4 separate regions of the Homo sapiens genome follow, and regions 2, 3 and 4 are each linked to region 1. Evidence: chromatin contacts called from ENCODE Hi-C or POLR2A ChIA-PET data. All regions are on one chromosome and are shown on one strand. The core of a region is the stretch at or near the end of the contact, and the rest is flanking DNA. Distances in the headings are between cores, read along the strand shown.

Region 1 (2,921 bases), core at 171-2,670:
GCAGCCAGCGCCAGACTTTAAATCGCAATACTAGAAACCAGGGCCTGTTAACCAACCGGGAGGGAGGCGCACGGTGTGGCTTCGGCCGTGATCCTTGTTGCAAAGGCCTGTCAGGCCCAGTATGAAGAAATAGTTTCAGTACAGGGAGTGTAGAAATAGCTGCAGAAGGCCTGAGGCCTGCAGCCCTAGAGTTAATAGCTACTTGGTGGAACCCTCGAATTCTTTCCACCTTGTTAATCCAACCCTGCACTGCATTCGCTGGAGGAAATATCACAGGCTGCATCCCCAAAGTATCACGTCTAGTTTTGACACCACTCCAAAGGGCAAAAATCCGAGAGGACCTCTAGGCAGGCAGTCAGCCCAGAGTCACCAAGCTGGAGCCGGGTCTCTCCTTACAAATCACTGCTATTTCTAGACAGCCTTGTAAGGTTTCTAGCCTGGCAGGGGGAAGGGAGTTCCTGCGGACACCTGCTAGCTTCACTGAACGGCCCCGGGATCCAATGCTACCTTTAATGTAGGGGCGGAGGTGGGAGGGCATGGGATGAGGGAAGGGTGCGTCTAGAGGCGAGAGACATGCAAAAACGAGTTCTACACCTCACCTCTGCCTCCTACTCACTGGGAACTTAGAGATCCCTGACTGTCTCCTAGCTTTCGGTCTCCCTATTTGTTAAAAGGAGGAGTTGGTACCGGCGGATCCTACTCAACTGACCGTCTGAGGTGCGGAAGGGCTGGGATGCTGCCTGCTTCATCTTTGCATGCGCCGTGCCTAGCGCAGCCCGAGATACACCAGTAGCTTCTTAATAAATGCGCAAAGGGCTCCCTATAATCTGCAGGCAGCAGCTGCCCTCACGGAGCCCACCTCTCGAGCGTCCCAAGAGAAAAATGCAAGCCGCGTGGTACTCAGCCGCTTTCCGTCTTTCAAGAACCCGCCCCGGACAAGCTGAGGCTTTTTTGGCTCTATGGGCTCCGAGAACTGGACCTCGAGTTTTGCACCGCCCGCCGATTTCGAGCCCAGAGGTATCCCCCACCCTTAAGGCCTATCATATCCTTGTTCCGCATCCACCCGGGCTTTCGACCCCTGCTTGGGTGCGGCCACCTCCTCGGTTCCCCAGCGTGGCCAGAAGCCATGGTTCCCGCTTAGAGCAAAAGCAGAGCGCGGCGAGCTCCGAACACATGCGTTGTGTGGGCCGCCGCCCAGACGTCTCTGGGCTGTGCTTCTGGAAAGCGGCTCCTACACCTCCCGGGAGCAGGAATCCCTTCGCGAGCAGCGGAGGCCAGCAGAACCAGAGGCAGTTGGCTCTACCCGCCCATCCCTCTGGCGCCGTGCGCGCAGGGCCCTACCGTACCGGGAATGCACGTCGGGCGGTCGTCGGGGGCGCGTGGCAATGAGATCCGGAATCGGCGGCAGCGGCTGCAGCACTCTGAGCTGGGCGCGGGAGGGGCCTTAAGTGGAACAGCTATGCTGACGTCAGCGGGGGGGGCCGGCGGACGTGCGGGAACCCACGTGTGAGTCGGGCTGGGGGTGGATGCCGAGCCAGGCGGGGCACTGGAGAGGCCCGGGTGGCGCGCGCAGCCAGACAACCGACCGGCAGACTGCTCCACGTGCGCTGGGAGTCTAAGTAAGGTGCTGCCCTCCAACCACAGAAGCCGGGGTCGGAGCCATGAGCCTGAGTCAGGACGACCTTCAGTTTCCTCATCCATGAAACCTGGGGAGGTTACTCTCAGGAAGGCTTGGATCTGTTTCTTCTTCATCCCTGTTTCTCAGTGTCCAGAACAGCTTCTGGCACGTAATAGGCACTCCACAAATATTTGTTGAACGAAAGGAAGAAAATGCCTAGCAGTCAGTCAGTCTGTTCTTACCTAAGTCGAGTGACCTCCAAAACTCGACGCTGCTTTTCCCTCTGCTGCTAAGCCTACCAGCTCCCACTCACAGTGAAGCCTTGGCCTCTCAGGCCTTGCAGGGTGACTCAGTTCAAATGTACATTTTATTCTGCACTTTCTACTGCCCACCCCACTGGCATCTCATCTCGAGTCTCAACCATACCCAAGAACTGTCAGTGGCTTGTTTTTTTGGTTTTGGTTTTTTGTTTGTTTATTTGTTTTTTGGTATTTTTCGAGACAGGGTCTCACTCTGTCACCCAGGCTGGAGGGCAGTGGCGTGATCATGGCTTCCTGCAGCCTCGACCTTCTGGCTCAAGCGATCCTCCCACCTCGGCTCCCCGAAGTGACTGGGACTACAAGCGCGCCCACTTGCCCTGCGATTTTTTTTTTAATTATTAATTTTTTTTTTTTTGAAACGGAGTCGCTCTGTCGCCCAGGCTGGAGTGCAGTGGGCTGATCTCGGCTCACTGCAACCTCCGCCTCCCGGGTTCAAGCGAATCTCCTGCCTCAGCCTCCTGAGAAGATGGGATTACAGCCAGGCGCCACCACGCCCGGCTAATTTTTGTAATTTTTAGTAGAGACGGGGTTTCACCATGTTGGTCAGGCTGATCTCAAACTCCTGGCCTCAAGTGATCTGGCCGCCTCGGCCTCACAAAGAGCTGGGATTACAGGCGTGAGCCACCGTGCCCAGCTCAATTTTTTGTTTTCTTATCATACTTACCTCTGGGCCTGTATTCTTGCTGATTCCATTGCCTAGCCCGCCCTCCTCCATCTCTTCTTTAATTTGTACCAATACTTCCCCACTGTGGGGTATATTATGAAATATATTTGGTAAGCCCTTGAGTATGCCAAAATTTCCTGAATTTTCTGATAGGAATGTCTTTTGTTATTTATAAAGAGCCTTTTTCCCTGACTTAATGTTAATGAATGAGGAGTCTTAGATAGCCTCAGGAAGGAGCCAGTCATGGGAAAGACCAAATGATTAGGGAATTAGAGGGCTGGAACTTTCAGCCCAAAGGGGTGGATGGCTTTACTTACTC
Region 2 (2,921 bases), core at 273-2,772, 1.5 Mb after region 1:
TTAGTTTGATTATGTCTTTTGGAATTGAATGGGCAAATAGAATTTCTTTGAAAGATGTCTCTATTTCTGCCTGGAGGACTCTGTAATTTGGACGTTGTGAGAAGAGCCTATCTTTATTTTGAATTTGGAACCATTGACTCCCCTTTCTTTATGCTGTGAGTTATTTATATGCCAAGAAGCACAGTGGAGGCCTTTTCACCTTCTCATGACTTTAAGAAATACAGGAAAACAGCATTCTCTACAATCCATAATCCCTGAGTGTTGGCAACAAAAAAATGAAAGATATTCTAATGTAGGCGTCTGTGCAATGGTGATGGGTTATGGATGGTCAATGAGAACCTTGGCTGCCAGTCCTGGGAACTGATCTCAGCCTTCCCTGGGACCCTCTGGATGAGGGGATCCTCATTCACCTAACTGAGCAAACATCCCAAACATGCTCTGTTTGCCCATTTATTCATTCCATTCATTAATGTACTCATTGATTCCATTTGGTTCACTTCAGCTACTGATCACCTAATGTTATATGCCAGGCCGTGTGCATGGCTGTAATTATAGAGCTGTGACTAAGACCTTCCTTCCTTCCTGTTCAGTCAGGGTTCAGTAGCAGTAGTGAGAAGTTATTCTCGCTTTTCTAAACAGAAATGGATTTAATACAGTGAACTAGGTGTTTACATCATGATTGGAAGGGTGCAGGAGTAGGCTCTAGGCTGACCTTTGGCAATGATAACTAAAACAAGACTGTGAAAATGGCCCATAAGTAATTGTTTTCATTTTCCTTTTAATTCAACTCTTTTGAGCTCCCCTTGCCCTTTGCTCCCAACTTCTCTGTCCCAGATCTTAGGCTCTCTCCTTATGGGAAGAGCTGTTTCAAAGCATTTATGGATTGTAAAGTGTGAATAAGGGTGTTGTTAATAATAACTGTCACTTGCTGACTGTTTATTGTGTGCCCAGCTGTCTGCTAAGTCCTTTACCTGTGTTATTTCAATCCTCACATCTGTTGGGTAGTTAATATTATCTCTACATTGCAGAGAAGGAACCTGAAGCTAATAAAAGTTAAATGACTTGCCTAGGATAATTCAGCTAATAAGTAACATTTGAATTCAGGGAGTGTCTCTGTCCAGAGGTACTTGCAGTTTAAAAGACAAGCTGGGCCAAAGAAGATACACAAATGACCAATAAGCAAATGAAAAGATGCTCAGCATCATTAGCCATCAAGGAAATGCAAAACAAAACCGTAATGAAATACTACTTTACACACCCTAGGATGTTTATATTAAAAAGGACAGATACTTTAGAAGTGCTGGTGAGGGCGTAGAGAAGTGGGAACACTGATGCACTGCTGGTAGAAGTGTAAAATGGTGGAGCCACCTTGGAAGCCAGCTGCACGTTCTCAAAAGGTTAAACGTAAAGTTACCATATGAGTCATGAATTCCATTCCTAGGTATATACCCAAGAGAAGTGAAACCATGTCCACCTACACAAAAACTTGTACGCAATTCATAGCTACATGATTCATAATATCCTCAAAGTGAAAACCCAAAGTCCGTCAACTGATGGGTGGATAAATAAAATGTGGTGTGTCTATATAATGGAATATTATCTGGCCATAGGAAGGAATGAAGTACTGGTACATGCTACAACAAGAACGCAACAATGAACCTTGTAAACATTATGCTAAATGAAAGATGCCAGTCACAAAAGATGACCTAGTGTCTAAGCCTATTTATATGGAATGTCCAGAATAGGGAAATCCAGAGAGATAGAAAGTGGATTTATGGCTGCCTAGGGCTGGAGCTGGGGTGATCGCTAGAGAGTATGGGACTTCCATTTAGGGCAATGAAATGTTTTAAATTTGATTGGGGTGATGATCGTATAACTCTCAGTATACTAAAAGCCATTGCATTGTATACTTTATTTTTATTATATTTTGAGACAAGGTCTGGCTCTTCTGCCTAGGCCGGAGTGCACTGTGTGATTTCCACTCACTGCAACCTCCACCTCCTGGGTCAAACCATCCTCCCACCTCAGCCTCTTGAGTAGCTGAGACTATAGGCGTGCACCACCATACCCAGCTAATTTTTTTGTATTTTTTGTAGAGATGGGGTTTTGCTATGTTGTCCAGGCTGGGCTTGAACTCATGAGCTCAAGCTATCTTCCGGCCTTGGCCTCCCAAAATGCTGGGATTACAGGCGTGAGCCACCATGCCCAGCTACACTGTACACTTTAAGTGAATTGTTTGACATGTGAATTCTATCTCAATAAAGCTGTTCCTTCCCACCCCCGAAAAAAGAGAAAAGACATATTGGGAAGGATAATGCTTACCTAAATAAATGAGTTGCTAGTGGTGGAATTTAGAGGAGAAAGGATAAACCCCCATGCAGTTTTCTCAAACTTTTGGCTTATATTAGTTTGTCTTCACTATAGTAAAGTGAAAAAATGGATTTAATTTAGCACAAAATTAAATATTGAGCTCTCAGCCTATTGTCTGGCTGGTGAGCCTAGAGCTGATTTATTTTTTCTTCAGCTCTCTGCTTTCCTAGACAGCTTTTTTCCATTTTTCTCTAAGGAGTATATATTATTTTTTATAAGTAGGGAACCAAAAATGTTTCATAAAATATGTATCCCATTGGGTCATACAAAAAGAACATCATGGCTGGGTGCAGTGGCTCATGCCTGTAATCCCAGCACTTCGGGAGGTCGAGGCAGGCGGATCACCTGAGGTCAGGAGTTCGAGACCAGCCTGGCCAACATGGGGTGAAACCCTGTCTCTACTAAAAATAAAAAAATTAGCTGGCTGTGGTGGCGGGCGCCTATAATCCCAGCTACTAGGGAGGCTGAGCAGGAGAATCATTTGAACCTGGGAGGTGGAGGTTACAATGAGCTGAGATCGCGCCACTGCACTCCAGCCTGGGTGACAGTGA
Region 3 (2,921 bases), core at 283-2,782, 1.3 Mb before region 1:
TCCGGAACAGAATCTCTGCGGAACCGCCAGACAGACACACAGCTGCTGCTGCGGATACTGGCTTCTTGGGGCCAAGACCTCAACATGCAGGACCTCACATTTCCAGCGATGCACACGTTTTTTGAGAACATCCCGACCTTTCCTCCTCCCCAGGAAGATGCTGCAGACGTGCCCGCCATCCCAGGTCTCGAAGAGCTCTTAAGGCAAACCTCCGGCACCCGGGCCACACCCACCGGCCGGCCCACTCTCCTCGCGCATCCCCCAACCTGCCGGCCTAAGGGGAATGGTTCCCTTCCCTGGCCACATGGTAGACCCTTCTCCCATCCAGCCCTTTCTCCCACACCATCCCGAAAGAACTATTCATCCATCCTTCCAGAACAGTACCCCGGCAAACGGCATCTCTCACCTGGGTATCGAACCCGTTTTCCACCGAGCCGCTCTTCCGCAGCGGGAGCCCCTCCCCCGCTGGCTCCTGCAGCCCCTGCAGCACCTGCGATTTCAGGGGGATCTGGCTAGGATAGGTGGTCTTGCTCACCTCCACCTTGCTTCCCAACTTCAGGTAGCAGGGCTGGGGGCCCGCCCGGGCCGGGGGCACGTGCAGGATGGGCGCGGCGCTGTGCACGGGTTTGGGCAGTCCCGACTTCATTTTGGAGGCGACCAGGATGGCCGGCATCTTCTCCCGGGGCTTGGGCTTTCCCAGCACGTCCCTGGCAGCGGCGGCGGGGGCGACCGCTAAAGGCAGCGCGGGTAGCAGAGCAGGCGCCGGGCCTTAGCCCACGAGGCGCCCACCACCAGCGGCTAAAAAAAAAATCCCCAGGTCGGGGAACTCGAAGCAATCGGGCGAGCGCGCCTTTGGGGTGCCGGGATGGGAATGGGGGACTGGCCACGGCGCTCAGCGGGTCCCACCTGGACGGATGCTGCCGCCGGGTCTCACACCTCTCCTGGGTGGCCTTTCAAGAGCTCTGGGCGCTCAGGGGCTGCCGCCTCTTGCAAATTTCCTCCTGGGAAACAGAGGCTTGGACGCCCATATTAACTTGTCACTGCATCTCCGAAGTGAGGAGGCCCCTTTGGAAGAGACAGAGGCGGCGGCGACCCACGAGTCCCGTTCCGGAGGCTACGGGTCTGAGCCGGCGAGAGAAAGAGCGAGCAGCCAAGGAAGGAAAGGAGACAGCAGCGAAGGAAGGAGAGAAGAAGGGCGCAAGGGTCCCAAGACGTCTCCACCGAGAGGCAGCTGCCACCCTGCTCGCGAGCACCGCAGTGTCACCCGCGACGCAGCAGAGGTGCGGCAAGAGCCCCCGAAAGGTCTCTCTTGGGGTGACAGTCACCGCTGCCCAGAAGGCCCCCGGACTGAGAGCACCTTAGCGCCTGCGGGTCTGCACATGCTCCGTGAGCTAGATAGAGGCAAGGCTGTGGCCGTGGGGCGCGGGCGCCGGGACGCGCGGCTGGCGGGCCGGGCAGGGCTGCGCTCGGGAGCGGCCGCCGCGCTTCCCGGGAAGGCTGCGCTGGCTGCGGGGCTCAGCGCAGGGGAGGACAGGCTGCTGCCGGCGCTGCTGCGGCGCGCGCTGACAGCCGGGGCCGCCCCGGCGCGCCCATTGGTCCACGGTGCGCCAATCAGCGGCCGCGGGTCTCACTGCAAAGAGGGTGTGGCCTAAACTCTGGCCGCCGCCGAAACTCTGGGGCCGCGCTTGGCCGCGAGTACAAAGCGGGCTGGTGGCCGCTTTGCGGCACTGCCCCGGCCGCGCGCCTCCCGGGGGGCCCACACCCCTGCGTTCCTGAAACCCTTCTTTTGAAAAATGCCCTTTCGAACGCAACCGTCCGCCCCAGAGCCACGCGGGCACGGCTCGAGGGAAGTTTGTTTCCTTTTTCAAATTGCTCCGGTCACCTTAACGGTTTGAGTCTTCCGGAGTCACGCCCGCAGCCTCGCTGCCCCCATCTGGCTTGGGCAGGGCCGAAGCTCGTCTCCCGCTTTAAGAGCGCGCCAGCCATTTCTCTGCCTGCTCTTCCAGGCCGGCTGGGCGGGGGGCCTCCCAACGGCTTCCTCTCCAGTTTTCAAAGGCTGCACATTTCACTTAACTATTTGAAGTATTTATAGGCAAATACAATACGCAGGGAAGCTTCCCGCCCCGAGACAGCTCCTCCACGCAACCTACCACAGACTCTGTAATTAGAGTGGCCTGAAGAAGCCGGGAGAGGCTCCATGACCCCGGCAGGCTCTGGCCAAACCTTGCTGCGTTTCATGGAGCCCCTCCCTGTCCGCGCCTGGGACGCACTGGCCCCAACAGGTTCCTCGACTCGAATTCGCTGTTTGGGTTGCTCTGTGGTTTCCTCGCTGACTGAAAGTGGATGAGAATAAGAAGGAAACTGAGAGATGATCAGGCAGGCCAGCCTTCGCGATTTATGAATGAGGAGCCTCCCACCCTGTAGAACTGCTTGGATTAGAAGTGGGCAAGTTATTTAAGCTTACATGCATGCTTATAAAGCTTCTGTTTTCACATGTAGTAAGGTGGAGGCTTGACGACATTTACCTAATGAGCTGTTGTTTGGATTAAATGAGATGGTTGGTGCATGGCAGTCATTTAGCACAAGTACCTGGCAATGTAAGAGACCAATAAAAGCTGGGCTTTATTTTCCCTGTTGTTAAATTACTGCTGCTTTCCCCCAAAGTCATCTCTGTTTATAAACTATTTGTCTTTCTTCTTTGTTTCCAGGACACTTTGTGCCCACCCTATAGCCTGATCTTCAGTGCTGATAGCATTGATTTAGAATAACTCAGATGCTATTAACTCTGTCCCCCTGGAATTCATGTTAAACCCGTAATCCCCAGTGTGATGGTATTAGGAGGTGGGGAACTTTAGGAGGTAATAAGGTCAAGACAGTGGAGCCCTCATGATAGGATTAGCACTCTTATTAGAAGAGACAGG
Region 4 (2,921 bases), core at 231-2,730, 1.0 Mb after region 1:
TTCCACTTCCCTCTCCCATCGGGCAGCCATTCTAAGGTGTTTAACATGTAATTTTTGTTCTCTTTAAGGCTGTATCTTCTGTTTCTCAAACTGTGGAAATGGTATTGCATTGTATGTCCACTGTTTACTTGGCTCTACGCCTTCAACATCCGTTCACGCTGCTCGGCAAGCAGCAAGGGCGTGGTGTGAAGCTGCCGCCAAGGTCTCCACGGTGAGGTCCACACGCGGCTCTCCTCCACCTGCAGTGACTCGGGGCGCCCAGAGCGCGCCTCCGGGATTCCTACATTCCACCTCCACCACCCGGCACCCAGGAGCGTATTTTGGCCAGCCTAGTAAGGGTCAAGCAGCATCTTGTTGTTTAATTGCCATTCTTCTAGTTAGAAATGAGTTTAAATATCTCTACATACGCGTTTCAGCCTTTTAGTCTCCTGTTTAAGTTAACGCAGAACACGCCCATACGAGTTCCCAAAAAAGCAAGAGAACGTTTGAAGGTCACCACAAGATCAAAACACTCCCCTCCCTCTCTCAGTAAAGACCTAACTTAGCAAAGCCAGGAGGACCCACTGATATGCGGATGAATGATTTTTCCAATTTACCGATTCCCTGATTTTCTTCTCTCCTCCGGCCCCTCGGATGATGCGAGAGAGGCGCCAAATACCGAGGCACCAAACGCGCGACATCCAAGGAAGCACCGTTTCCGCTCTCACAGGTGTCGACCCTGCACAGGGCAGGCCTTCAATGTAAACCTGTTGCATCGGGGACTCCGCTTCTCACAAAGGAGGGACGCTTGAAAATAGAGCCCCCAGGCCGGGCGCGGGGGCTCACGCCTGTAATCCCCGCACTTTGGGAGGCCGAGGCGGCTGGATCACTAGGTCAAGGAGACCATCTTGGCTAACACTGTGAAACCCCGTCTCTACTAAAAGTACAAAAAATTAGCCGGGCATGGTGGCGGGCGCCTGTGGTCCCAGCTACTCGGGAGTCTGAGGCAGGAGAATGGCGTGAACCTGGGAGGCGGAGCTTGCAGTGAGCCGAGATCGCGCCACTTCACTCCAGCCTGGGAGACAGAGCGAGACTCCGTCTCAAAAAAAAAAAAAAAAAAAAAGGAGAAGAAATAGAAAAGAAAATAGAGCTCTCAGCCCCCAGGAAGTTGAGGTCCCCTGGCGGGATGCTAGGGAGCCGACCCGCGAGGACCCTCTGGCGCCAGGAGCCCCCGCCCCAGCCCACCCCAGCCGCCCCCTACCTTCGGTCGTCAGCGCCCACAGCAGAATCAGGAGCGCCGCGCACGTGGAGGCGGCAGCCCTCCACGTCATCGCCGCGGCTGCTGTTGTGTAATTTTTTTCGCCGAGTGGGAGCAGGCGGCCCGGTAGAAACCAAGGGCAGGGGGAGACCTCTGTTGCGTAAAGAGTTGACGGAGACACAGCCGGGATTTCCAGCCGGCGCTTTTGCACATCCCACTTCTTCAGATCCCTTCGGCAACTGCGAAGTCGCCTGGATTTCCCAGGTTCGCACTGCAGGAAGCCAGGCGCGTGACCAGCCCCACCCGCGCCGCACTTTAGCCCGGGGGCGGGCACCGGCCGGGGAATCCTCCCTCGCCTCCGCCCGCGGCACGAGGTTGCGCGGTTACAGCCCCGGTGCCTCTCGCGAGCGGCTCTGCGGTCCAGGACTCGGGGCATCCTCTGGGTTCGCTTAGTAAATTGAGACCGGGATCCAAGTGGCCCGGGGCGCTGCTCTAAGGAAGATGCTGACCGCAGTCGGTGATTGCGAGAGCAGGTGCACGCGTCCAGAGCGACATCTTACCGTTGGCGCGATAAACTTACATTACTTTAAAAACCAAAAACAACAAAAATTTAGCATTAAGTCGAAAGGCAAATTAAATCCCCAGGACAATTCAGTTAAACGCCTGAAGGTGGCCCTTAATTTCCCATTTCTACTAATCAAGAAGTGGCTTGCGACCTCCTGAAGCAAACCCAAATATTCTCATTCGGTGATTAAGTTTTACCACCTCTACACCAGTTTTTAAATCAATTTAACCGCAAAGTTCAGAACCCAAGTGGCACAGTAAATGTGTGTGCATTTATAACGCAGAACCTGCATTCTTTCCCCAGCAACCTGCATTCCATTTGTCTCATTGACCCTACTGCATTTTTCCTTCGCATCATTAAAAAGGATGTAATGTACAGAAAAGCACAGACAGACCTAAACTCCAATGCCAACCATGCCATCTGCTGATTATAAGACAGTGGGTAAGTGACCTCATATCCCCAGCCTGTTCACATGTCTCTAAAACTGAGAGAGTAAAAGCTTCCTTTCCAGGGTTAGAGACACTGTCACTGACTAAGCAAATAGTCACATTCTCACTTATCTGCAGAACAGAGTGCATACAGAAAGAGCTCAGAAGTGAAAGATGCGCAGAGTGCCCACAGTGGCAGCAACTAGCTGAGGGGCCTTCAGATCGCAGCCTTCCGGACCACCGTTATAACAGGTAGAGATATGCAAGGTTAAGTCCAGCTATTGAATTTTTAAAACCTAAATTACACCTCTTCTCAACCTCTGCCTCCTCCAAGGAGCCTTACCTGAGGAGACATCCTTGTCTGGTATTAGTGACATCATTAAATAACATTCCCAATGGAGGTATATGACGACTTCTTATACATGCCCAGAATAGTGATTCACAAAGTTGTGACACATACACATCACCCTGTAGAAATTATCAAATTACTCTTTTGGTAATTTTTACTGTTTTGGTAATTTTTTTGTACCCTTTTTACTCTAAAGGGTAAAACCGGCAGGTTTCTCTATTTATATTTCATTAGAATGAAAAGTCATTACCTGTGTTTTCGTTTTTACCAATATCATGTCTATTTGAACATCTTTTTTTTTTTTTTTTTTTTTTTTTTTTTTTTGGTGAGACAGAGTCTCGT

The links. Hi-C counts contacts between places; a loop is a spot of excess contacts on that map. ChIA-PET counts read pairs that join two places held with the same protein, here RNA polymerase II (POLR2A). Pooled maps may share reads with other maps.
Region 2: a map with no recorded cell type shows a loop between it and region 1 (5-fold over the local background). The contact joins the enhancer-like site here to the promoter of LDHA in region 1. A Hi-C loop is called at or near these places in 1 of 37 single-sample maps with no recorded cell type and 6 of 50 pooled maps. POLR2A ChIA-PET finds 5 or more read pairs at or near these places in 1 of 52 experiments (activated T-cell).
Region 3: a map of gastrocnemius medialis shows a loop between it and region 1 (8-fold over the local background). The contact joins the promoter of NAV2 here to the promoter of LDHA in region 1. A Hi-C loop is called at or near these places in 3 of 168 maps with a recorded cell type or tissue (endothelial cell of umbilical vein, gastrocnemius medialis and naive thymus-derived CD4-positive, alpha-beta T cell) and 12 of 50 pooled maps. POLR2A ChIA-PET finds 5 or more read pairs at or near these places in 1 of 52 experiments (Panc1).
Region 4: a map of endothelial cell of umbilical vein shows a loop between it and region 1 (7-fold over the local background). The contact joins the promoter of NCR3LG1 here to the promoter of LDHA in region 1. A Hi-C loop is called at or near these places in 2 of 168 maps with a recorded cell type or tissue (ascending aorta and endothelial cell of umbilical vein) and 10 of 50 pooled maps. POLR2A ChIA-PET finds 5 or more read pairs at or near these places in 2 of 52 experiments (OCI-LY7 and activated CD8-positive, alpha-beta memory T cell).

What each region holds. Positions count from the first base shown.
Region 1 is chr11:18,393,062-18,395,982 of GRCh38, reverse strand. LDHA (lactate dehydrogenase A) reads right to left here and starts at 1,420. Exons shown (of 8, transcript NM_005566.4): 1 at 1,347-1,420. RefSeq lists enhancers at 1-60, 1,325-1,414, 795-1,460, 1,725-1,814, 1,461-2,125 and a silencer at 515-564.
Region 2 is chr11:16,900,877-16,903,797 of GRCh38, reverse strand. The region is part of intron 3 of PLEKHA7 (pleckstrin homology domain containing A7); the gene reads left to right. Among named protein-coding and RNA genes, the nearest start is that of SNORD147, 24 kb to the left of the region's middle. Within about 2 kb of position 1,522, at least 7 of the 41 ENCODE cell types and tissues checked have a DNase peak (open chromatin) inside an H3K27ac peak, as active enhancers do.
Region 3 is chr11:19,711,448-19,714,368 of GRCh38, reverse strand. It overlaps NAV2 (neuron navigator 2), which reads right to left and starts at 1,532. Exons shown (of 38, transcript NM_145117.5): 1 at 407-1,532. The coding sequence starts at 673. LEISA1 (lncRNA enhancing IL-6/STAT3 signaling activation 1) reads left to right here. Exons shown (of 1, transcript NR_015384.2): 1 at 1-2,921. RefSeq lists silencers at 1,464-1,657, 1,298-1,827.
Region 4 is chr11:17,350,359-17,353,279 of GRCh38, reverse strand. It overlaps NCR3LG1 (natural killer cell cytotoxicity receptor 3 ligand 1), which reads right to left and starts at 1,480. Exons shown (of 5, transcript NM_001202439.3): 1 at 1,241-1,480. The coding sequence starts at 1,310. LOC105376576 (a long non-coding RNA gene) reads left to right here and starts at 1,414. Exons shown (of 3, transcript XR_931094.3): 1 at 1,414-1,501; 2 at 2,106-2,243; 3 at 2,369-2,467. RefSeq lists enhancers at 65-114, 339-940, 941-1,542 and a silencer at 1,539-1,658.